6 separate regions of the Homo sapiens genome follow, and all the other regions are linked to region 1. A link is a loop called in an ENCODE intact Hi-C map of the cell type or tissue named here. Cell type or tissue: PC-3. All regions are shown on one strand. Region 1 holds the start of LOC730101 (a long non-coding RNA gene). Region 2 overlaps PAQR8 (progestin and adipoQ receptor family member 8). Region 3 has its middle 12 kb from the start of LINCMD1. Region 4 overlaps LOC124901330 (a long non-coding RNA gene). Region 5 overlaps TRAM2 (translocation associated membrane protein 2). Region 6 has its middle 9.6 kb from the start of PAQR8.

Evidence for each region. Peaks named below come from ENCODE experiments on the same cell type or tissue, not always from the same donor. Only the 100,000 strongest peaks of a DNase experiment are listed, where the experiment ranks them.
Region 2: it touches region 1 in a loop (9-fold over the local background); 106 of 110 quality-filtered maps call a loop at or near these places.
Region 3: a loop joins it to region 1, with 17 times the contacts of the local background. A loop is called at or near these places in 18 of 110 quality-filtered maps.
Region 4: it touches region 1 in a loop (2.2-fold over the local background); 51 of 110 quality-filtered maps call a loop at or near these places.
Region 5: it touches region 1 in a loop (7-fold over the local background); 42 of 110 quality-filtered maps call a loop at or near these places.
Region 6: a loop joins it to region 1, with 8 times the contacts of the local background. A loop is called at or near these places in 6 of 110 quality-filtered maps.

The regions. Positions count from the first base shown.
Region 1 is chr6:52,661,928-52,665,927 of GRCh38, reverse strand. LOC730101 (a long non-coding RNA gene) reads right to left here and starts at 1,527. Exons shown (of 3, transcript NR_024405.1): 1 at 509-1,527. RefSeq lists enhancers at 952-1,071, 1,443-1,737, 2,669-2,768 and a silencer at 1,443-1,737. In PC-3, a CTCF peak has its summit at 2,064 (motif pointing right); DNase peaks (open chromatin) are centred at 1,567 and 2,097; H3K4me3 peaks cover 2,744 bases.
Region 2 is chr6:52,405,354-52,409,353 of GRCh38, reverse strand. PAQR8 (progestin and adipoQ receptor family member 8) reads right to left here. Exons shown (of 2, transcript NM_133367.5): 2 at 1,577-4,000. Among named protein-coding and RNA genes, the nearest start is that of EFHC1, 13 kb to the left of the region's middle. In PC-3, a CTCF peak has its summit at 1,781 (motif pointing left); a DNase peak (open chromatin) is centred at 1,753.
Region 3 is chr6:52,160,769-52,164,768 of GRCh38, reverse strand. No RefSeq gene overlaps it. Among named protein-coding and RNA genes, the nearest start is that of LINCMD1, 12 kb to the right of the region's middle. RefSeq lists silencers at 141-341, 1,566-1,655. In PC-3, a CTCF peak has its summit at 1,644 (motif pointing left); a DNase peak (open chromatin) is centred at 1,648.
Region 4 is chr6:52,595,988-52,599,987 of GRCh38, reverse strand. LOC124901330 (a long non-coding RNA gene) reads right to left here. Exons shown (of 2, transcript XR_007059610.1): 2 at 1-3,786. Among named protein-coding and RNA genes, the nearest start is that of TRAM2-AS1, 21 kb to the right of the region's middle. In PC-3, CTCF peaks have their summits at 1,386 and 1,585 (motif pointing right); no DNase peak of the experiment used is centred here.
Region 5 is chr6:52,504,148-52,508,147 of GRCh38, reverse strand. It overlaps TRAM2 (translocation associated membrane protein 2), which reads left to right. Exons shown (of 11, transcript NM_012288.4): 7 at 525-595; 8 at 2,012-2,116; 9 at 2,406-2,549; 10 at 3,394-3,557. Among named protein-coding and RNA genes, the nearest start is that of TRAM2, 71 kb to the left of the region's middle. RefSeq lists an enhancer at 3,183-4,000. In PC-3, a CTCF peak has its summit at 2,191 (motif pointing right); DNase peaks (open chromatin) are centred at 3,687 and 3,887; H3K27ac peaks cover 990 bases.
Region 6 is chr6:52,350,507-52,354,506 of GRCh38, reverse strand. No RefSeq gene overlaps it. Among named protein-coding and RNA genes, the nearest start is that of PAQR8, 9.6 kb to the left of the region's middle. RefSeq lists enhancers at 1,767-1,816, 1,731-2,230. In PC-3, no CTCF peak of the experiment used is centred here; a DNase peak (open chromatin) is centred at 1,906; H3K4me3 peaks cover 973 bases; H3K27ac peaks cover 2,461 bases.

The DNA.
Region 1 (4,000 bases):
TATAAATCGGTCCTCACTCCCTCTGAACCTTTTGTCCATGCTCTGAGTTTTCTTCCTGGCCTGACAGTCCCAGTCTAAGACTTGCTTCCTCCAGACATAAAGCTGCGCTACAGGGTTGGAATCCTTGCTGTTCCACGCTTTACTCACTATGTGGTCTCTTCTAGTTGCTTAATCCTCTCTGCATCTTAGTTTTTCCTTCTGTAAAATGGCACTGAAATGCTTATCTAAGAATCTTTGGGTGTTTTTCTAATCCTTATATGTGAAGCATTTAGTGCAGGGGCCCAAACAGGTACTAAATGTCCACTCTCCCCTTCCTGGACCACTCCCGCCCATATATTTAATACTTTTCACTTCCCACTTAATCCATACAGGAACAAGTTCCTAAACTCTGCTTCCCCCAGTGCACTTGGCCACATGCAGCTCAGACAAAATGATCATGATCCAGGAATGCCTTCTCTTGGAAATGCAATCCTGCACACACAGACCTTTGATGGAATACACAGCTTACCTTCTCTACGGGGGCTGCAGCTTTCAAGATAGCAAACGTCAACCCTCTTGGTCTTCCAGTGTTGGGATTCATTTTGGGGGATGGTCCACGACCTCTTCAATTGTGGTGAAACAGTCTTTTGGGTCCTTTTTGCTGGTATCCCAGCTCTGGTTCATTGGTGAGACGAACGGTAGGGTGAGACACATGGCCACGAGAAGTCTTACGACAAAGCCATGCGCTTAGAAAGTCTTACAAGAAAGGCAAGAGTTTGGGAGGGCTGGATTTCCCAAAGCTTTCACTGGGAGGATTACAAATAAAGCTACCACCCATGGCAAAGTGTCTACACCCACCCACTCTGGGTCTGCAAAGATTCTACCTCCGACAGCTGTTCACAAATCTACTCTACCTCCTTACTGAGATCCACCTTGGTCCTAACAGAACTTAACATCACCACAAACCCCCAGGGTGGGAGAGGAAAAGGAAAGGCAACCTCTCAGGGCGCAGGCCCCATGCACTCGTCACAGGTGGAAGTTAGTCTAAAAACCCTCTTATCAAAGGGCTGTCGTCTCTTCTATCCCTGTCTTCCCCGGCGCTTAGGTGTCGCTCTCAAGGAACTCGGTCTTCCTGGGCAGAGCCCGCGGTCAGATCCTGACTCCGAGCCCAGGTGGAGGGAAGGAGAGAAGAGGAAGGGAGGGATGGGAAGCCTTGCCCGGGTCGGAGCGCACATCCTCCTCCCGAGTCTCCGCTCTCTCCCCTGGGCGGCTCCTGGACGGCGCAGACGTCGATCCCACAGGTCCAGCCAACTCCCACAGCACCTGCCCCGCGTCCCCCTAGTTCTTGCCGCCGTTCTGGTTGGCCTTGGCGCCGTTCTGGCCCCGCCCCGGCGACCCGCCGTCGGCGGCTGCCTCGTATGGGTTCTCGGTGGCGCCCGTAGTCCCCAAGACCTTCTTCCTCTAACTTGCTTCTAACACACCCGGCAGGGGAGCAACCGCCTCAGCCTGGGACAGCCCGGCTTTGTGGGAGCAGCGGGCGCGCTTTATAAGGTCCGAGTTAGGGGACGGACCCACCTTGCCCAAACTACATGTTTATTGGCTAGTTTTGCCTGACACTCAGCCAGGCACCGCTGTCCCATTGGCCGCGCTCTAAATCCCGCGGATTTGTCCTCTAGCAACGTCTCAGAGCCAGGACCCTGGAGAGGGTCCAAGAGATCCCGCGGAAGGATTGCAGGGGCAGGTCCAGGGCCAAGAGGCTCCCATGCGCCCTCCGCCCGCCGAGCCCGCAGCCTCTCGACCCCGCGCGTCTGTGTCAAGGCATGGCCAAAGTGAGAAAGAGCCAAGACAAAACAAGTTCAAATAGCAATAGCAAAACAACCAAAAGGAAATTCAAGGAAAGCAAATATAAATGAGAAAAATATAATTAAGCAAAAATGAATGTTCGCAAAGGCAAGACAAAAAACCAAGTCAAGGAGTAGGTTCAAAGAAAAGATGAAACGTGAATATAATTTAGGATATTTATACCGATTCCTATTGAAATCTCGACAAGTAAAAATTTTACTGTCAGTGAATCAAACTTTCATCCTTCTTGCCTTTCCTATGAAAGGGCAGCAGGGGGCACTAGATGCTAGGGTTTGATTCGGCTAGGAAAGGCGTTTTAGCACGTTATTTGCAAACACAAAATAGTGTTCTGTTAAAGTTCAGAGATAGTTATAAAAGTTAACAGGAAGTGGGGAAACTAGAGTGATGGTCTACAATCTGGGATGTTAAAGAGACTGAATACAGTCACAGGTTCTTAGTTTCTGTTTCTGGCTGGGCCAGTAAAGCCCCTTCCTCATCCCTCTTTTCAGCTTCATTAGAGACAGAAACTAAAAACCACGGCTTCAGGCTGCTAAAAGCCTAAAACAAAACAAAACAGAACAACAACGACAACAGAATAAGGCGGGTTGGACAAGCTTAGTACATAGAAGAATGTGCGAAAAAGGTATATGATTTCTGTACACCCTGTTGGCTAAGTAGTACAGTGTCCTGAAATACTGGGAGGGTGGCAATTACAAAGAGTAAGGGGCAGTTTTTCAGAGGTGAGCTCTGAAAAAGATGCAGGACAGTGGAGAGTGACCACCAGGGCGCCAGGCTGACTCTCTGTCCTCAGCCTGCCATATGGACCCGTTTTGAACTTTTACCAAGGCCATGGGACTTTCCATGCTAAAACCAGGACCGAGGGTTTCCCAGACAAGGGACTTTCCTATAAGCAATAATGGTTACAATAACAACAACAACAAACAACAAACACTTAATGAGTACCTATTGTGTGCCAGGAACTATTCTAAGCATTTTACAAGTATCAACTCTTAATCTTCACAACAACCCTTGAGGTAGATACTCTATCCTCCCTACCTTACAGAGGTGGAAACTGAGGCAACTCACCAAAGGTCATGCAAACAGCTAAGAAGTGTCAGATCCAGGCTTTTTGCTTGTTTTTTGTTTTTGTTTTTGTTTTGAGAACGGAGTCTCACTCAGTCTCCCAGGTTGAAGTGCAGTGGTGCGATCTCAGCTCACTGCAACCTCTGTCTCCCAGATTCAAGCGATTCTCATGCCTCAGCCTCGCGAGTAGCTGGGATTACAGGCACTCGCCACCACGCCCGGCTAATGTTTGTATTTTTAGTAGAGATGGGGTATCACCATGTTGGCCAGGCTGGTCTCAAACTCCTGACCTCAAGTGATCTGCCCACCTCGGCCTCCCAGAGAGCTGGGATTATAGGTGTGAGCCACCGTGCCCGGCCCAGATCCAGGTTTAAGAAAAGTGTAGGTGTGCAGGCTCTGCTGTCATTCTGTCCGGGTTTAAGTCAAAGCTCCACCACATACATTAATACAGGAAAATACATAACATTATGACTAGCACGTAAGAGATACTCAATAGTATTTGCCATTATTATTAAAAAGAGTTGTCCCTGGTATCCAGAAGCTTAAACTTTAGTGGAAGAGGTTCATAAGAGTCTTAAAGCAGTAGTAGTGCTTATTGGATGGGTGAATGGAATAGATAATAAATGCATATAAGCATCCAGAGGAGGAACAGTTCTGAAATAGAGTGGTCAGGTATTCAATGTGGCACCCATTTAAAATTCTGCCTGAGCATCCTGCATGTCACCATTAGAAGGCAGCTTCTGCTTCTCAACAGCTTGAGCTAATCATTACAGTCTTGGTATTTGATGATCACAGGCATGTGTATGTTTAACTAAAATATACTCTTCTGGGCTTTTTTTAAGAGACAGGATCTCACGCTGTTGCCCAGGCTGGAATGCAGTGGCAAGATTATAATTCACTGTGGCCTCAAATTCCTGGGCTCAAGTGATCCTCTCATCTTAGCCTCCCAAGTAGCTGTAACTGCCACACCCAGCTAAGGCGATCAATTGTTATTTGTCACTACTATTCTGTTAAAAAACGGTGTAATATCTACTTTTTTAACTGGAGAAAGCATTTATTATTATTTTTTGGAGTTAACATTTATTAATTCAACAAG
Region 2 (4,000 bases), 260 kb after region 1:
AGTTTAGAAGCTCATATTGATGTGGAAATGTTTTAGAAATCATAATGCACAATAAAATTTGAGCTGTTATTCTGTAGCCTTCCATATGGTCCAGGCCTCTTGGAATCTTAAAATATAGTGAATACCTCTTCCAGTGAGAATCCTGTTATGTAAGAAAAGCCCTTACCATAGATAGATATGCTCCCAAAGTTAATATTTAAATGAATTATCTTTTTAATGCAATGATTTTCCTTCCATGTTAAATTACTTCTATAATAATTCCACAAAGGATATGGTTATTGTTTTAAGGAGGTAGCCAGAGTGCAGCATGCTGTTTTCAACTTACCAAGTTAGGAACCTGTATTCAGGTTGGAACCACACATCCTCTTCCTTGAAGGATGGGACTTTATGTACCTGGGAAGTCGCTACTGCTTGTGGAAATTTAGGCCTTCTCTCTCTCTCTGTCTGGATGTGTCAAGGATCCCCATGACTGAGTTAAAACAACTAGAGGGTAGTGAGAAGGGTCGGAGAAGTAGCAGGAGTAACGGGAAGTAGAGGCAGCTTTAAGGTGACTGCCTTGCTACAGGGGAAGATGTTTCCAACCTCTGGAGGTAAAGGGGAGAGAGGGCTTAATCCTTATGAAGAAGTTCTGGCCCAAACCAGGTCCCAGCCTCCTGGCCCTCAGGCTGTGATTGGAACCACGATCCGGGGAGAGGGACCCTCATGGCCCAAGGAAAAGATACTGGTCCTCATTTAGCAGACGGCAGACTCTCTGCCCACAGAGTGTGTTTTTCCACACTGTGGTGTCTCCAGAGCCAAGGTGGTACCTTTCACCAATAGGTGCTCAATAAATTCTTGCTAAATTAATAACTGAAGAGTGGTTAAACTAGTAACAGTAACAACAGAAGGATTTTCAAACTGCCTGGGGCCCCTGCTGGTGAAAAAAAAAGGGTTTGGGCAAGAGTGACAACCATAATTCGACCAGTGGAGCCTCTAGCCATAGAAATGCTGTTTTCTTAGTGATTATGATAGTACTATAGCCTGAAGCTGCAGTTGCAGCTTCAGCAGTGCCTAGAGAATCACCTTTTACACAGCTCTTTTAATCTAACTTTGAAGGCTACATAATTAGTTGGTTAATAGATGCCACATTTCACAACACGTACATTGTAGTACCTGCTATAGTTAAATCATAGTATAATTCATAATTTTTACATTTATAAAATTGTAGCCAATGAATTAAAAATGTTGAAATCTTTTACACTATCATCTATGAAACTAGGAATATTTATTTAATTACATTGAAATCTTCAGAGAAATCAACTTCATAGCATTTTGTGGGGAAGCAATTTGTTCTACTCACAAGTAGGTATTAGGGTGTGTGTATGGGGGATATGTGTATGGGGGATAAGGCATGGAGATTTTTTAAAAGTTTTTATACTTTCCTGCTTCTTGGTAGAGATAGTGTCCTGACCTCCTTTTCCTGACAATGTTTGTATAAATAAAACCTTTCAGAGGGGGCCTCTTCAGGGTAGTCCTTGTTAAGACCTTGTCAAAGAAACAAAGTAGCTGTTTCTTTAAACTGCTGACACTACAACAATGCATATACAAAATCACTTTAATGGTTATTCATATAAGTAGATTTATATAGACAGAAAATAGCTCCATTTTTTTTTTTTTTTTTTTTTTTTTTTTTTTTGCCAAGCAAGCAAAACACAAGACCAATAGAATTAGTAGACAGAAGCCTTGGGGACAATGGCAGTGCCCTTTCTGAGTAAGACATGAATGCCATCTGGAGGATCCATTTGAAACTACAGTGCAGTAACCAAAGAACCTAATGTTTTCAAGCATAAAGGTACTTTTTGTGAACAGGTGGGCAACACAGGCAGGAATAACTACCTTCATTCTATGGACTTAAATTCCTATTTCTTTCTAGCTTCCAGTAGAAGACTCTTGAGAATATTGTTGTTGAGTGAAGTACTTTCCGCTGAAATGGGAAATGAACCCCTAGAGTCTTACAAGTATTATTAAGCATCAGTAAATACAGGTCAGGAAGAATTAGGCAAGAGAGAAGCAGGCAAATGTGTCCTGTTTGCTGTGTCCTGCCATCTCCTCTCCCTACACTGCATTTCATTCATGAGAGGATGTAAATGACTGATAGTTTAGTTTTTTCAAAGGTATTTACATTTTCATAGGTTGAAAGTCTAAATTAAGAGAGAGAGAGATAAAGTTAACCAGCAGAATTTCCAGTAGATATGTTGGAGGGGCTATGGTTGAATAAGCCATCTCCTTTATAAAATTGTTGATTATTCCTTTTAAACTAGGTCTGTTTCTTACTGATACACTAACTTTAACAAAAATGTTTTAAAAGGATTAATTCCTCAAAAGTCTGAGTAGTTAAAAACATCTGCATTTCCTAGTTTATTTCTAAGAAGATTCTGATATTCTGAGGGCATGTCATAGAGTCTCCTACCTCAATGCCTCTCAAATATCTCCTATTAAAAAACTGTTTCTAGGGCAGGCGTGATGGCTAATGTCTGTAATCCCAACACTTTGGGAGGCTGAGGTGGGCGGATCACTTGAGTTCAGGAGTTCAAGACCAGCCTAAGCAACGTGGCAAAACCCTGTCTCTACAAAAAATGCAAAAATTAGCCAGGTGTGGTGGCACGCGCCTGTAGTACCAGGTACTTAGGAGGCTGAGGTGGGAGGATTGCTTGAGCTGGGGAGGTCGAGGCTGCAGTGAGCCGTGATTGCATCACTGCACTCCAGCCTGGGCGACAGAGTAAGACCCTGTCTCAGAAAAAGAGATTAAAAAAAAAATTTCCAACCACTTGAGGGGCCAATACTTGTATAAATTAAAATTGTATGGCAATATCTTCATGCCTGTTCCTGTGCTCATCATGTCACAGGCCATTAACAATGTTCAGATTGGCACTGGTCTGTGCACCCATCTGATCATTGCTCTACCTCCGGTTCTCTCTTTTAAAAAATACGTGGATTTGAACTAAAGATCTCTGCCCACAATACCACCAGTTATATTCAAGAGCTTGACTTACACCTTCTTCCCTTCTGCTCTCTTCCCTCCCTTCTCCTTCCAACTTTCAAAATAAGTCTTTGAATCCGTAATAAAGAAAACTTCAAATAATTTCTAGTCCCTATTTTAAATTGACCTTCTACTAACAACGTATTTGCACAATTCCCCCATCCTCTTGTTCAGTTCAACCCAGTTCAGTTTTGCTAATTTTATTTGCCATAAATTTGTCCTAGACACCAGAAGCTTGTATAAGACACTTGGGTAACACAGAAGTTCAGATATTTGAGGATTAACAGGAGAAATCCATCTAAGAAAACAATGTAGCTGACAAGACGCATGCTTTCTTGATATAAAGATTATTGGAAAGCTTCAGTTGAATATGTTTGTTTGTGGCCAAAATAGATTGAGAAAGTCTTTTGATTGATAAGCAATTCTAGCTTTCTGAAGTTTCTTTCATTCACTAGTTGAAGAGCAATATATATTTTTTCTTATCCCAATAACCCAGAACAGAAAATTCTACATGAGCATATATTGTGTTCATACATTTCCATTTATAAGGCACAAAACCCACAAATCTCACAAAAAGGAAGAAAACAAAAGATTTGAAGACAATAAAGTAAACTCGGAGGAGGTTCATCAAACTGGAGTTAAATCATGTCCCTTTTTAGTAACTAAGGGACCTCATACTGACAGGAATCATTGCCTCTGAAAAGAGGGCTTCTGAGCCCTTCTTTTGACACAGCCTCCTTCACTGGATTAGTGCAGAAGTCAATCCTCAGGGAGGGCTGCATGGCCACAACACATCAATCCCAAGCACCACCTATCCCATAGAAGCTTCTGGGCAGCAATGCTCCAAACAAACCAGGGTGCCTGGTTCACATGTTCTCACCCAAAGGAGCCTTCAGGGACCAATCCACAGTAAACACACATGCTTGCCTATCCCAGTACTTGAGTATTTTATGGGTTCTGCTCTAAGCTGAAGCAGAACTG
Region 3 (4,000 bases), 500 kb after region 1:
AGTAATTATCTGTCCAGCCCTTTCTTACATGTCTCTTCTCCTGCTGGAATTTAGGCTCCCTGAAGGTAGGCAATATTTCAATCTTGCTCCCATGCTCTCCCCAGCATCAATCTTGTGCCTTGTGAACAGTGTATGCACACTATTTGCTCAGTGGTTGAAGAAGTGCTCTTGAGATTAGTGTCATCTTTTCAGTGGGTATTGGCTGGAGGCCAGGTCCATATCTGTGCTTGGTCAGATAATGGGATGTGGGTGGGGAGGGTGTGTGTGAACAACCAAGTGGATCGGCTGTAGATGATGAGTTAGTGTGCAGAACTTGTCTCTCCCAGAGAGTGAAGGCTCTGTGCTGGTCCTCCCACAGTCTGTCCACCCTCTTCCTCCTTGTCACAAAGGGCAAAGCCTTGATTTTGTCTTGCTGAATCTGTGAGCATGGACTGACTTTTCAATAACCTGGAAGAGAATGGACCCTGGTAGCTTGGTTTAATCATGAAACTTACAATATCAATGCATCTTAGGAAGTATCTTAGCCCACCCTGGGTGAGGAAGCAGGTGTAAGGAAATTAAACAACTTAGTCAAGGCTAAGTTAGTTTATGACCGGGTGAGCTTCCTGCTATCCTACTCCCTAGCCAGTTATCTTTTATCTGCTGCACATGGATTTCACCTTTGAGCTAAGAAATCTTGAGCCAATTTTTGTGTCTTGTTCTAGTTCAAGCTCAAGCAACTTATGTATTCAAAGCACAAAGGCATAGCACCAAGGAGTGTATGTGAGGGGCCAAATCTTCTGTTTCAGGCTCTTTCCTGATAAGGTGACTCTCTGAATGTAGTTCCTTTAGAACAGCACTAAGTAATAGAGATATAATGAGAGACATATATATTATTTCAAATTTTTAAAAAAGTGAAAAGAAACAGGTGAAATTAATTTTAACAATATATCTTATTTAACCAAATTTATCTAAAATGCTATCATTTCGGCATACAATAACATAAAAATCATTCATAAGACAGTAGAAAAGACAACATATGCCAACACATGCATTAAACATGAATTATGTGATGCAATGGTGATGCAATCCCTGGATCATTCTCAGACCTGGGGACTTCAGAGAGAGAACACTGGTTCTTGGGTGCTGTTTGATAGAACTAAAGATCTGTTTATTAGTTGGTCCTTATGCGACAGGTGTCCTGCCCTGTATCTGCAGGGAATGAATGTCCTACAGAGACAGAAAAGAATATGAACAAACAGGCCTTGTTGAGCTCCCCTTGTTTATTACCATTACATCCTACTCCTTTTTGTCCAATCACATTTCTCCACAACCATCCAGTTCTTTCATCAGACTTAACATAAACATCCACAATTTTCCCTGGGTCTTTGGGTCTTCATTTCTTAAGACTCATGTAAAACTTTGTTAAATTTGTTATACATTTCTTTTTTTAATGTGTCTTTTTTTATAGGGATGTCAGCCATGACCCTTGTGGGACTGAGAAAAGAATATTACTTTTTCTCCCCTACGGAGTTATAGTGAGGAAAGGAAATTGACTCTTTAAGAGGGCTTTACAAAGGTTGTAAAGGGTGCTTTTATTTTAAAGGAGGAAGCATTAGTCAAGTCATACCTGAGCTGTCTTTCCTATTATCAACTGCTGTCATCTGGTGGCAAATTTGAGGAATGGCAGAAATCTTCTGCATTGAACAGTAATGTTCTCTTGATATTTGGCAAAATGGATTCCGACTGTGTTTGCCTCTAGCATATGATCAAATTAAGATTCATATGATTAAGTTTCTTGACAGAACTAGGATTTATAATAAACTAATGCCTTAGGTCATCTTTCTTCAGGTAATAACAATAATAACCAATATTTATTGAAACTGTACTAAAGCCCAGGATCTGTTGTAAGTGCTTCACATGGATTATCTTATTTAGTATTTATGAAACTTCTATGAAGTGGATATCATTATTATCTTCTTTTTATACCATTGAGGCATTGACAGGTTGAGTAACTTGCACAGATCACACCACTGATAAATGGTAGAGTCAGAATTGTAACTCCAAGAGATCTGATTCCTGTGCCTGTGCTCTTAACCACTGCTTTACAATGAACAACTAAGCTAAGATGGCCAACAAGGAGAATAAACTAGAAGTGGGAGATTTGGTTTTGAGTTTTAGCTCTAATGCTACCTAGTTAATAATACTTTCTTGTTTCAAGAGAGACTTACGTTAGTCTGGCCTTGGTCATATTCCCCTTCTCTGGGTCCCATTTTCTCTTATATAAAATGATGGGATTGGACAGGATCATTGTTCTTAAAGCCTGGCCTTATGATGAGCTAGAGGTTCAACATACATGAGAGAAGGATGAGAAGGAAGTAGGTGTTTGGCTGGTGCAGTTGAAAATCCAATCAATACAACCTCCTTCACTTCTTTTGCATGACAGTCTTCTAACTAAGGTTTTGGTTCCACAAACATTGTAATGGCTGAAAGAGAATCTAGAAACAATAGGGCCAAACTCTTTGTGGGACTGTCAGAAACACCAGGTGGACAGAATATGCTTAAGCAACAGTAGGTGGAGAGAGTCACTAAGACAGTGTTCCACTGATATTCAGGAGAGAAGCAGTACAAACTCCATTTTATTTAAATGCCTCCAGCCTTACAGTTTGAAATACAGTTGTTTCTATGGCATATTCATAATATGCATTTATAATTTGCTTAAAATATTGTGAAGACCTTTGTCTATGGAAAGTACCTAAAAGGAAAGTGGATTAGTCAATTTTCACACTGCTATAAAGAACTACCTGAGACTGAGTAATTTATAAAGAAAAGAGGTTTGATTGACTCATAGTTCCTCAAGGTTAGGGAGACCTCAGGAAACTCAGAGTCACAGCAGAAGGGTAAGGGGGAAGTAAGGCATGTCTTACGTGGCAGCAGGAGAGAAAGAGAGAATGAAGGGGGAAGTGCTACACCTTTAAACCATCGGATCTCTTGAGAACTCACTATCACAAGAACAGCATGGGGGAAACTGCCCTCATAATCCAATCACCTCCCACCAGATCCCTCCCTCAACATGCAGGGATTACAATTCGAGATCAGATTTGGGTGGGGACGCAGAGCTAAACCATATCATTCTGCCCCAGCCCCTCCCTAATCTCATGTCTTTCTCACATTTCAAAATCAATCTTGCCTTCCCAATAGTTGCCCAAAATCTTAACTAATTCCAGCATTAACCTAAAAGTCCGAGTCCAAAGTCTCATTTGAGACAAGGGAAGTCCCTTCCACCTATGAGTCTGTAAAATCAAAAGCAAGTTAGTTACTTCCAAGGTGTTATAAAATGGGGTTATAGGCATTGGCTAAATGCTCCCATCCCAAATGGGAAAAATTGGCCAAAACAAAGGGGCTACAGGCCCTATGCAAGTCCAAAAGCCATCAGGGCAGTCATTAAATCTTAAAGCTCCAAAATAATCTCCTTTGACTCCAAGTCTCACATCCAGGTCACACTGATCCAAGGGGTGGGCTCCCGAGGCCTTGGGCAGTTTCACCCCTATGGCTTTGCAGGGTACAGGCTCCGTGGCTAATTTCCCAGGCTGGCATTGAGTGTCTGCAGCTTTTCCAGGTGCATGGTGCAAGCTGTCAGTGGATCTACCATTCTGGCATCCAGAGGACAGTTACCCTCTTCTCACAGCTCCACTAGGCAGTGCCCCAGTGGGGACTCTGTGTGGGGGATCCAATCCCACATTTCCCCTCTTCATTGCCCTAGTAGAGGCTCTCCATGAGGGCTTTGCCCCTGTAGCAGACTTCTGCCTGGACATCCAGGCGTTTCCATACATCCTCTGATGTTTTTAAACTTACCCAAATGATATTGCTATAAGGGCAATCCAAGTTGCTCCATGAACACCTTGACCATTGTTTCTGACCCCATGGTGTGTATGCTGTGCATTTCAGCCAGCCCCTCTTTCAGGGATGGATTTCAGTTTGCTGCCAACTCCCCCTCTGCTTCTACTACAAATAAATATCC
Region 4 (4,000 bases), 66 kb after region 1:
AAAAATAAAAACAATATAGGTTCATTTGTAGAAAGTTTGGGAAATGTAGAAAAACACAAAGAAATAATAAAATTTACCTATAACTATGTTTTCCAGTGATTTTTATGTACATCAGTCAAACCTTTTAGAATAAGTTTTGGCTGGGCGCGGTGGCTCATGTCTGTAATCCCAGCACTTTGGGAGGCTGAGGCGGGTGGATCACGAGGTCAAGAGATCGAGACCATCCTGGCCAACCAACATGGTGAAACTCCATCTTTACTAAAAATACAAAAATTAGCTGGGAGAAACCCCATCTCTACTAAAAATACAAAAATTAGCTGGGTGTAGTGGTGCACGCCTGTAGTCCCAGCTACTCGGGAGGCTGAGGCAGGAGAATCACTTGAACCCAGGAGGCAGAGGTTGCAGTGAGCCGAGATGGCACCACTGCACTCCAGCCAGGGCGACAGAGCGAAACTCCATCTCAAAAAAAAAAAAAAGAATACATTTCTAGGCTAGACACAGTGGCTCACGCCTATAATCTTAGCACTTTGGGAGGCCGAGGCAGGTGGATCACTTGAGGTCAAGAGTTCAAGACCAGTCTGGCCAACATAGTGAAACCCCATCTCTACTAAAAATACAAAAAATTAGCCGAGTGTGGTGGCACACTCCTGTAATCCCAGCTACTCAGGAGGCTGAGGCAGGAGAATTGCTTGAACCTGGAAGGCGGAGGTTGCAGTGAGCTGAGATCACACCACTGCACTCCAGCCTGGGCAAAAAAGAGAGACTCCGTCTCAAAAAAAAGGAAAAAGAATATATTTATGAGCAAGAAAAAAAGATAGTTTTAATTGGTGTCATGTAAGACACTTCCAGGAAATGCAATGTCCCTGTTTTGTTTTATTTCATGTTTTTGGTGGGGGGAGGTGAGCGTTGGTGCTAAGAAATGCACAGGACTATTTCTTAGTCCAGAGCAGTCTTCCTGTGGCAGAAGCATGTTGGAAACACAGACTGTGGGCCATACCCCACACCTACTCATTCAGAATCTTCACTTTACAAGATCCCCACCCCCCACAATTCAATGCTTCCAAGCTGTGCACCTTAAGTTTGTGAAGCATTGGCCCATGCAGCCCTCTTTCTCGCCTTTCTCAGGTGGTATTGATTGTCAGGATTTGTATATAACTTTCACACCTACTTGATGTTGAAACTAGCAATAAAAATCCCACCTCCGTGGGAGTAAACACCTTTTGCTCAAGCCACAGCTGCACATTCTTTTGGGAAAGCTCTAAATGTGTTACCTTCTAAATCCCCTGAGAGTTGTGGGGTGCTCCAAAGGGAAGTCCAGGAAAGAAGGCAATGCTTCCTTTTGCTTCCCTCTCAAAGTCCATTCCAGGGTGAGAGCTGTTGTGTGTGTGGCCCCTTTAGTCATAGTAAATCATTCACCCAGTGGGGGACGAGAGAGATATTCACAAAAGACTTCTTAGAAGCCTATGGGGAAAGATCCACACAGTCCACTGCACTATCATCCCCAACTCTCTCTTTCCTGCCTCCAACTATCCCTTTATCCTTTGATCATCCACCAGGGGGCCCCAGGAAGTACAGGCAGGGTGCGCGGACTGATGACGACCCCTAATCAGGCGAGCTGGGATCAAGAACTTGAGCGCCTGGAGGAAGAAAAAGAAATGACAGAAGCCAAAACAGTCGTGTCTGTCTGAGCTGCCAGCCACAACCATGTGTGGGCATCGGAGCGTATGTCAGAGTCAGGCCGGCCAGTGCAAAGCCTGCCAAAGGGCTGCTTCGATTAGGTCTTCACTTGAAATCTTAACCAGGCAGATGTTCCCTGGCAGCCATCTGAAGCCATCTAGGAAGGGCAGCCTGTCCAGGAGTGGCTGCTTCTAGGTGGAGTCTCATTAATCTCTCCCTTTGTTTTCATTTTGCAAACTTGATAGCTGTGGCAAAGTCTCTGTGTCCAGGCACCATGGCTCCCTCTGCATCCTGGCATTTGGTCCTCTACCTCTTTGACACCATCAAGTAATGCTGCTGGTGCCCAGTTCTTGCCTGGGCTATCAAGAGTTCATCTGGTGCCTCTCCACTACTAAGCCTGGCTTTTTAAGCTCTTGGAACCTGATTTGCAAATCCTTCCATGGGAGCCTCTGGGACACCTATGGAGGTCCAGTACCTGATGCACAGGAGAAGGATGAAAGATGGATAAGAAGGGCTCTTTCTGACCTTGGGGAACTTACAAAAATCACCCAATTTGTCCCAGAAACCCCCAAATGTTTATAAAGCAGTAACCATGGTGGTCTTTTTCTATCCAGAGGTTATGGAATGTAAGTGGTTGAAAACGCAGGTCCTGGGTTTGCAGAGACCTGCATTCAGAATCTGGCCTTCCCTGTCACTAGCTGGGTGATCCAGGTTTGCTTTCTCAATGTTTAGTCCTCAGTTTGTCCCTTTTTAAAATGGGGATAACAACACGTGCCTCATAGATTCTTATGAGGATTAAATGAGACATAGTATGTAAAACACTTAGTGAGTACTCAGTAAAAGGTAGTGTTATTGTTATTATTGTTATTATTATTATCACATAAAAATAGACAAGTCCATTTAGATTATTCCAGATAACCTAACAAGTCAGTGTTGTAACCCAGAAGGCCTGGGTTTCAGTTCTGGATCTGCTGTGAATTAGTCTTGTGATAACCTGTGAGCCTCAGTTTCTTCAGCTATAAAATCTAGATAACACTATCTGGACTTTTGTTCCTGTTTTAACTAACATTTATCAAATGATAACTTTGTGGTAGGCATCATTGTAAATGTTTTTCATGTTAAATTCATTGAATCCCCTCATGTCCCTGTTTTGCAGATAAGGAAACTGAGGCAGAGGGACGATGTGCCCAAGGTCAAGCAGCTAGCAACAGATGGAGCTAGGATTCCAACCCAGCCAGTCTGGCCCTAGAGCCTGCGTTCCTGATCTTATTATGAAAAATCAAATGGCATAATGATTATGAAAGTGCTTTGGGAGTGGGAAGCATTATACAAACATGAGATTGTTACTAGTCATCCAAGTTTCTTCGTGTTTGGTCTTCAGCTGGGATCCTTAACCTTTCCTGGCAAGGCATGGAATGGGGAACATCTTTAGATTTTCCTGAAGGCCTTCATTTAATCACTGGCTGTTATGAGTTGAGGGGAGCTAAGTTTCCAGCATCCTTTTGCCAGTGAATAACAGAAGTGGGACTGGAAATCAGGTTCTCTGACTCTTAGCCCTATGATACTGTTCTCCAGCCTCACCAATCCTCAGAGGCTTATTTTGGTTGGCACATAGTTCATACTTCCTGTGACTACTTATTTCACAAGATTACATTCTGGTTTCTCTCTTTCTCTCTCTTTTTTTTTTTTTTTTTTGAGACTTTTGATTGAAATACAGCATACGTACAGAAATGTGCACAGATCATAAATGGACAGCCCAGTATGTCCACATTGTGTAAACAGCACCCAGACAAAGAATTAGTGCATTACCAGCACTCCTGGAGCCCTCTAGCCCCTCCCAGCCACAACCACCAACAAAGGGACCACTATCCTGACTTCTAACATCACAGATTGGTCTTGCCTGGTTTTGAGCTTGACATAAATGGGATTTCACAGTACTCTTCTGTTTCTGGCTTCTTTTGCTCCACATTATGTTTGTGAGATTTGTCTGTGTTTTGCATATCGAGTAGTTAATTATCACTGCGATAGAGTATTCCATAGTACTGGGCTTCTGAACAAAATCAAGAGGCACACACAGAGAGAAGTGTCCTGAAACACTTCAAGCTGGTCCTTAAAAACAAAAAAAAAAGTTAAAGCAATGAAATTGGTCAAACACCAAAAAAAAGTAGTTTAATCTTTACAAATTAGATACAACTTATTGGCCATCTCTTAAAAGCTGCTTTCCCAGATCACTCCCCCATCCCTCTCTCCTCTCTTTCCCCCTAGATGCCCATAGCCCCACATGGCTGTATCACCCAGCCTGAACAGAGAGTTGGGGGATGGA
Region 5 (4,000 bases), 160 kb after region 1:
TCCAGAAGCATGGAGTGTTGGGTGGTGATAGGAATATGTTGGGGATTGAGCAACATGCTGAGTCATCTCTTGGAGAAGTGTCATGTAGTTGACCACCAGTGTCAGTCTCTTGCCTGCCTCTTCCACCAGACCTGTGGCTTTGGAGGAAACCTAACTCTCATCTTATAGATGTCAAAGGAGAGGTCTTTGCCATTTCCATAGTCTTTTTTTATTTTTACTTTTTATAGTTTCCTTCTGAATTATTTCCAAGAGCCCTCTTCTCCAGTCCCTGTCTCTTATTTCTCAATCCAAACCTCACCCTCTGACACTAGACCCAAGGCTGCTGGAATTTGGGAATGGACCTGAATGCCCTTGAATTTCAGCAGCCTGGTGCAGTGGGACTGTGGGACTCGTGGGACATGGGACTGTGTGTTAAAGCAGCCCAGAGGAGCCTGGCCCTCTCTCATCCCCCTGCACTTTTCCCCCTTCCCTGAATCTTCAGTTAGGGAATTAGCAAATTTACCATCTGCTTCTCTTGTTTCCAGGAGGAAATTCCCCGCCAGCTCCAGTATATTTGCCTGTACCTGGTGCATATAGCTGGAGCATACCTCTTAAAGTGAGTGAGACCATGGAGCCAGCCAGATTTCCTTGCCCTTTTATGTCCATGCATCTGTCCACACACTCATATAATTATCAGGCATTTGTTGACATCCTCTGTGTGCCTAGCACTATGCTAAGACTTGGCAATACAAAGATGGTAATGGAAGATTCTTTATCTTCAGTGGTTCATTCTCATTCTGAAGAGACAGTTATAGACATAAGTAAGGACAGTTGAGAGTGATGAACACCATAACACAGTATGTATCATCTGCTCTGCAACCCAGAAGAAGACCCTCAACAGAGACAGCCAGGAAGACTTCCAGTGGATGTCGGCCTTTGAACCATGGCTTTGCAGCTTGAAGGCCTCCCAAAGCTGGGCTCTTACCTCACAGTGTCCAATGCAAACACTGCTAGAGCTCGTAGCCCTGGAATTCCCTTCCCTTTGGTTTATAATGACATGGAGAGTAGGTCTCTCTTGGTTGTTCTAGAGGCAGAAAGAATTGCTATAATATTAGTTCTCGAAGAGCCTCTTTTATGAAAAGAATCCTTTTGATGTTAATAAGCTGTGTCATTGATAATTTGGGCTTTTGCTGAGTGTTATCCATGCAGTAAAAGCACCCCACACTTTCTCTAGGCTGGCACTTACAGAGCTCACTGTGTGTAACTTTCTGCCGAGGTGCCTGGAAATCCCGAGGTGCGTTGGACTAGGTCCTTGCAGCAGGCATCCTGTGTGAATGACTGACTTGGATTAGTAAGACTGAGGCAGGGAAGGAGCTCTCAAACTCTGTCTCCTGTCTCTGGTGGCCTGTAGCAGCGTCAGTTCCCGGATGGGTCTTTGAGGGCTGAAGGCTGTGGGGTGATGCCAGCTCTGCCCTTGTGTTGGATGGTCATGTGTCACATGCATAACGGGTCTAAGAAGCCAGTCTGCACTGTCACCGTAGCAGTGGCGAGGACCGGGGAAGAACGTATAAGCAGGGCCACACAGAAGGAGCACTTGCTGCTTCTGCATGTACCTCGGAGCTGTGAAGACTTGGATAATGGAAAGTCAGACAACAGGAACATTTCATATTCCTATACTCAGAGCTCAGCAAATGTGTTCTGAGTACCTTTTATGTACTTGGTTCCAGCCTAGGTGATGAGTGCAAGGTGCTAAGTACTGTGAAGGGCCTATGCGAGGTTTGCTGTGGGAGCAGGCAAGGGCATCTGACTGAGACAGGACAGCTGAACGGCCAGCGGGTCGGTATTAGGAAAAATGTCTTAAAGGTGTGAGAGCTAAACTGAATCCAAAGGATGGAGCAGAGCCAGCCAGGGAAAGTGGGAGTGGAAAGCAGAGCCCAGCCAGGCACAGGGGACAGCCTGAGCCAAGATGCAATGGCTTCTGCTCCACGCAGCATCTTGGAGGGAATGTAAGTCTAGTCTTCCCCACCCCCAGCCTGAGCCGCCTGGGCCTGATCTTGCTGCTGCTGCAGTACTCAACTGAGTTCCTCTTCCACACGGCTAGACTCTTCTACTTTGCAGATGAAAACAACGAGAAACTGTAAGTGGGTCTGCTGCAGGCTGGCCCGCTTAGAGGCCTGGGCAGGGGTTCCCCCGAGGCCCGGATGGTTGGAGGGTCCCTCCCTGGTTGCACACTGCCCGCTTACCTGCAGGTGGTGCCCTCCCGTTATTTTTTTCTGGAACATCTGATTTTAGATATCTCGTCCCTCAAGCACTTTCCCCAGCCACCCTTGAATCCTCTTCCCACTCGGGGTCTCTTCTGGAGAAGTGGGTGAAGATTCCTTCAAGGGCGCTAAAGACTGACATCCCTCTTCTGCCTCTGTGAGCAGGTTCAGTGCCTGGGCTGCTGTTTTTGGGGTTACCCGCCTCTTCATCCTCACCCTTGCCGTGCTGGCCATTGGCTTTGGACTGGCTCGCATGGAAAACCAGGCATTTGATCCCGAGAAAGGGAACTTCAACACTTTGTTTTGCAGGTGAGTCGAGCAGAAGTCCAAGGTGATAAGCCAGGGAGCCTCCTGAACTTGGCACAGCCCTTGCAGAAGGTCTGGAGGCAGCAGACCCTTTAGTCTCCCACATATTGTTATTTTTTGGAAATCTCTGGATATCAGGCCTGAGGGGAGAAGAGATAGCAGCCTCTGGTTCCATCCAAACCATCTTCATCCCCTAGTCCTGGTTTGCTCAGACTGTAGTCCAAATAGGAATCCCTTACATTTGTCTGGCACTTTGTGGTGCACAGAGGCATCACACCCAGTCTCTCAGTTGATATCATTCTCCTCTTCTTGTGTGTGGGTGCTTTAAAACCATGTGCTTAATGGCTTGGCCAGTGGCCTCCTGTGGCAGTGAGGAAGCCACTATTTTCCGGAGCCCCTAGGCCCAGGAGAGTGATTTGTCCAGGGTTGCTCCACTTTTAAGTGACATGTTAAATGAGAAGCCACTCTTCCAGAAATTCAGTTCATTTGAATGCTACCAATATTTGTGGAGCTTACATTAGTCTTGTTCTGTGCAATGGGCGCAAAACAGACACAGCCATGGACCCCTCCCTCGTCATAGGAGTAGCGTGATTGTAGAGCTGGCCGTACGTCTGTCGCCACTTCCTTCCCGTCTCCCTGGCACATGTGATGTATGCTGGAGCAGAGACTGACTGAAGCACACATTCTTCCTGGTGATAGTGGTGGTATCGAAGAGGGCCAGTGGTGAAGGCGGACGTGATAAGCCATGGGAACTGCAGGGCCCCTGGCCCTTGTTCTCCCCTGCACAACCCAGCCCAAGGCTGTGAGCCCAAGCCCCAGCCTAAGCCCCTAACCCCCTGCTCTGCAGGCTCTGCGTGCTGCTGCTGGTGTGTGCCGCCCAGGCCTGGCTCATGTGGCGCTTCATCCACTCCCAGCTGCGGCACTGGCGGGAATACTGGAATGAGCAGAGTGCAAAGCGGAGAGTCCCAGCCACACCCAGACTACCAGCCAGGCTCATCAAGAGGGAATCTGGTGAGTGCCAGGGCCCTTGGCAGAGAGTGGAGCCAGGGAAGTCTGTCTGGGATGGGTGGGAGGAGCCAAGGCACCTGGCTTCTTGGGCGCTGCCCAGACCAATCCTGCCAGCTTCTCCTTCCTGACTCTTACCTCAGGGCTGGGGCTCCTAGCTCCCTGATTGGCACGTGGCTGGGTGTGGGCCAGGGACAGGCTGTGGGTGGGGCTGGCCCTAACTAGGCTGGGAGCCCTGGCCACCACGGGGCAGGGCAGTGGCTGGGTGGGGAACTCTGGCAGGAAGCGTGTCCTCAGGGTGGCTTCTGGACCCCAGCCAAGTGCTGCTACTGCCGCCGCCGCCCATTCTCAGTGCCGGACGGCGGCCTCTGTCCTCACCTGCCCTTTTGCTCCACATCTTAGCCTGCCCCTGCCTCCCAGCTTGCTGGCTCCTCCTCTGTCTCCAAGAA
Region 6 (4,000 bases), 310 kb after region 1:
GCTTACAAAGCAAGTATTCCCTGCAATAAGGTATGATGACTGAGGACTGACTAAATTAACTAGGGTCTATGCATGATGTGAAATACTGTGCAGTCTTCAAAAATCACATAGACTGTATGGCACAGAGAAATATGCAGTCTGTGGTTCTATGGTTTAGTAAAACAGAGCAGGTTATAGTGCAGTGTGATCCAATTTTTTTTTTCTTTGAGACAGAGTCTCACTCTGTCGCACAGGCTAGAGTGCAGTGGCACGATCTCGGCTCACTGCAGTCTCCACCTCTTGGGTTCAAGCGATTCTCCTGCCTCAGCCTCCTAAGCAGCTAGAATTACGGGAGTGTGCCATGCCTGGCTAATTTTTGTATTTTTAGTAGAAACGGGGTTTCACCATGTTAGCCAGGGTGTTCTTGAACTCATGACCTCAGGTGATCTGCCTGCCTTGACCTCCCATAGTGCTGGGATTACAGGTGTGAGCCACCATGCCCAGCCAAGTGATCCTTTTTTTTTTCAAAGAAGATACGCTGTACATGCACTGCAAAAAAAAAAATAAATAAAGAGAAAGAAGCTGTACATTTATAATGACATTTCCAGGATAACATTTAAAAAATTATTTCCAATATTTTCCAAATATTCTTTATAAAATAAATACATACGTAAATGGCTGTCGCTAATTTCTCGGTATGTACATACAACTCTAATGGGCTATAATTAGCTATAGATTATTATACAACAAAAATACAGTAAAGTTAATTATAGCAATTGTGATGGTGATGTGTGGGGTGCTTTGTGAACATCCTGTGCTTCTGAGCTCATAACAACAACAAATATTTATTCTCTTTTAAATTAGATGTTAAAAGAGGTAACTTGCTACAGGCAACCAAAAACTGTCAGAGTCAGTTCATCATCTGTGGTACAGCAGGTGTGGGTGGCAGGGAGGTCAGTCTTGGCGTGCTCAGACTTCCAGGAACCTGAGATTCATAGGCAATGAGCCCCCTTCTAACGGCCACTAATGGGTACATCTGGTCCTTTGACTAGCAGCATTGGATCTGAGCAGTCTGCCTTCTACCTATGCTTCTCTTTAATGGTGCATTTGACATCTCTTGTCCCCTCTATTAAATCAGGACTGGAAAAGAATTGTGCCAGTGGATGCAATTCTATTGAGATTGAGTCCAGCAAACGCTGCAGCAGGATGAGGCCTGACTGCTTTAAATCTCTCTCTTTTTCTCTTTGGACAAATCCAATTAGCCCTGATCCCTCCACATTTCTGACAAGGGGTCAGCAAATTGTTTAGGTCAGAAGGGAAGTACCTTATTACAATGCCATGAAGACACTAAATAAAATTTAGTCTGGGGACAAAGGGGACACATGGCTATTGCTCAGTATGCAATATTCTATTATTAATTATTTCATCCATTCAGAATATATTTATTGAAAACCACCTAGGTGCTAAAAGCACTTTGCTAAGATCTCAGGACAAAGAAATGAACATGGTGCAATCTTCACTCTCTGATCTAGTGGAGAAAACATATTTAAAGAAATGATGACAATGCAGTGTTACAAGGGCTACAAGAAAGGTACACTAGACACTATGAAAAAAACAGAAGAGGCATTCCTAGCTCTCTAGTTACCAAGCTTTTTAGTGTTGGGAGGGTCAGCAAAAGCTTAGGGTGAGTCATGAAGGCTGAGACTAATAAGCAGACAAGAGGGGAGGAAAGCATTCAGGGCTGAGGAATAGCAGGTGCAAAAGCACAGAGGCACACAGCAGTATGACACTTACAGGAAAAAAATCATGGGTGCAACTCCTGCTTATACCCCTCAGCATGGAAGAGAGAGCTATACAGTCCGTGACCAAATAGTTTGACCGTTAGTCACCTCATCACACACATGGAGTATAAAAGAAAGTAAACACAGTCCTTTACTTTGGGTTCCCATGACATGCTCTGACTCATATAAAATCCTCAGGGGAACAGATATTCAGGAGCAGCTCCTCTTCCTGTTTCACTCAACCTACCAGTTCCTCTAACTAGCACCAAGATTTAGTATCGACTTTCGCAGTGGCTGTGTGGTCAGCACCTTGTGTAAGCAAGGGCAGGAGAGTCATCTCTCCTCTGGGCTCTCTGCTTGCTTTCTCCTTCCCCATTTCTTTGGCCCATTTAAATGTTTGCATTCCCTCCACTCCCAGCTCTGCCCAGTGTCATCGTTGTCCTCCTCCTCCTCCTCCTCATTCTTCTTTCTTCCTCTTCCTCCTCTTGCCCTTCCCTTTCCCCTTCCTTCCCTTCTCTTCTCTCTCTCTCTCTTTTTTTTTGTTTTGTTTAGAGATAGGGTCTCTTTCTGTTGCCCAGGCTGGGGTGCAGTAGCACAATCATAGCTCACTACAGCCTTGAACTCCTGGGCTCAAGCAGTCCTCCTGCCTCAGCCTCCTGAGTAGCTAGGACTACAGGCACATACCAGCACATCTGGTTAACTTTTTGTTCAAATGGGGTCACCATATGTTGCCCTGTCTGGGCTCAAACTCCTGGCCTCAAACAACCCTCTCGCCTCAGCCTCCTAAAGTGCTGGGATTACAAGTGTGAACCACTGCACCTGGCCTCTTCTTATGTTCAGTCTTAGGTACATTTTAAGTCACTCAATTTCATCCACTGCTGCTACTGGACTGGGTCAGGAGCTTCAAATCAAGTAGGTGGGGGGATAGAGCCCATGAACTGGCCTTAGGCTCAAATATCTGAAAAAGATCATCAGGCCTTTCATGTGGTCTAGTTTAGCCACCTGATAACTTATGATATTAAAAGAAAATCTGTCAACTTCTCTGCCTTAGAGAGCATTCTCAGCTTGGTGATGTGCAAACCATGAAGCCTGGGGAAGGTTAAAGAGAAAGAAAATCTATCCTACCAAATGGGAGGAACCATCGCAAGATATGAGACTGGAGAAGTAAGCCGGGCTCACATTTTGAAGGACTTTGCATATCCTGAGAAGGAACTTGAACTACACAATGATTTTCCACCAGAGCTGGGGAAGAAGGATAAACCCCCTTCATGTCCTCAAGCTCTATTGATGTGGACCTCTGCTCTGATGGGAGCAAGTTATAGCCCTCAGGTGCTGGGTTGCTTGCTATTGGAGATAAAAAATTATAAGCAGGGAATTCACACGAAGAGATATTTTGTTTTTGAAAAATCTTGCTGGCAGCAGTGTGGGAGAAGGATCTGAGACTTAGCAAGGCTCCAGGCATGAGACACTGGGACAAGGACACTGGTTAGAAAGCAGTTGTAGGTGCGAGATGCTAAGAGCTTGAAGGAAGGCAAGGTTACTGTGGCTGAAGAGCAAACACCAGATCCAAGAGGTATTCATAATTAAAGGCAAAGTCAGTAGCATTTGGTGGCTAATTATAGGTAGGAAGCTGGATCCTATGCTGTGCATTCATATAGATTTCCGTATTTTCCATGTCGTAGTTTTTTATCTCACTATGTTGGAATTTCTTATTAAAGCCTTCTCCATGACAGCTAAAATCATGTGAATCTTGTTCACGGCTATGCTCCCAGGACAAAGCACACTGCCTGATAGATACAAGTCTTTTAAAAAGTTAGCTAAATGTATAAACAAACAAATAAATGAGATGAAGAATTACCTGCACATAGAAGGCCTAAGTGACTGGTGGTTAGGGAAATTACCAACTAACAGAGGAAGTAGAGGAGGAAAAGGAGATTTGATTCAAAAATTGCAGTTTCATTTTGGTCATGTTTTATTTGAGGTATCTATGGGGTCACCAGGGAAAATACTCAGCTGCAATTGAAGACTGGGGCGAGTTCTGGTCTGGTATGATAGATGAGGAGGTTGTTAGTGGACATTCATAGCACAGGTATAAGTAGGACAAGTACAGGTTGAGAGGGTAAAAAAAGAAGACAAATGACAAAGAAGTTACTTCTTTTTTTTTTTTTTTTGAGACAGAGTCTCGCTCTGTCGACCAGGCTAGAGTGCAGTGGCGCGATCTCGGCTCACTGTAACCTCCG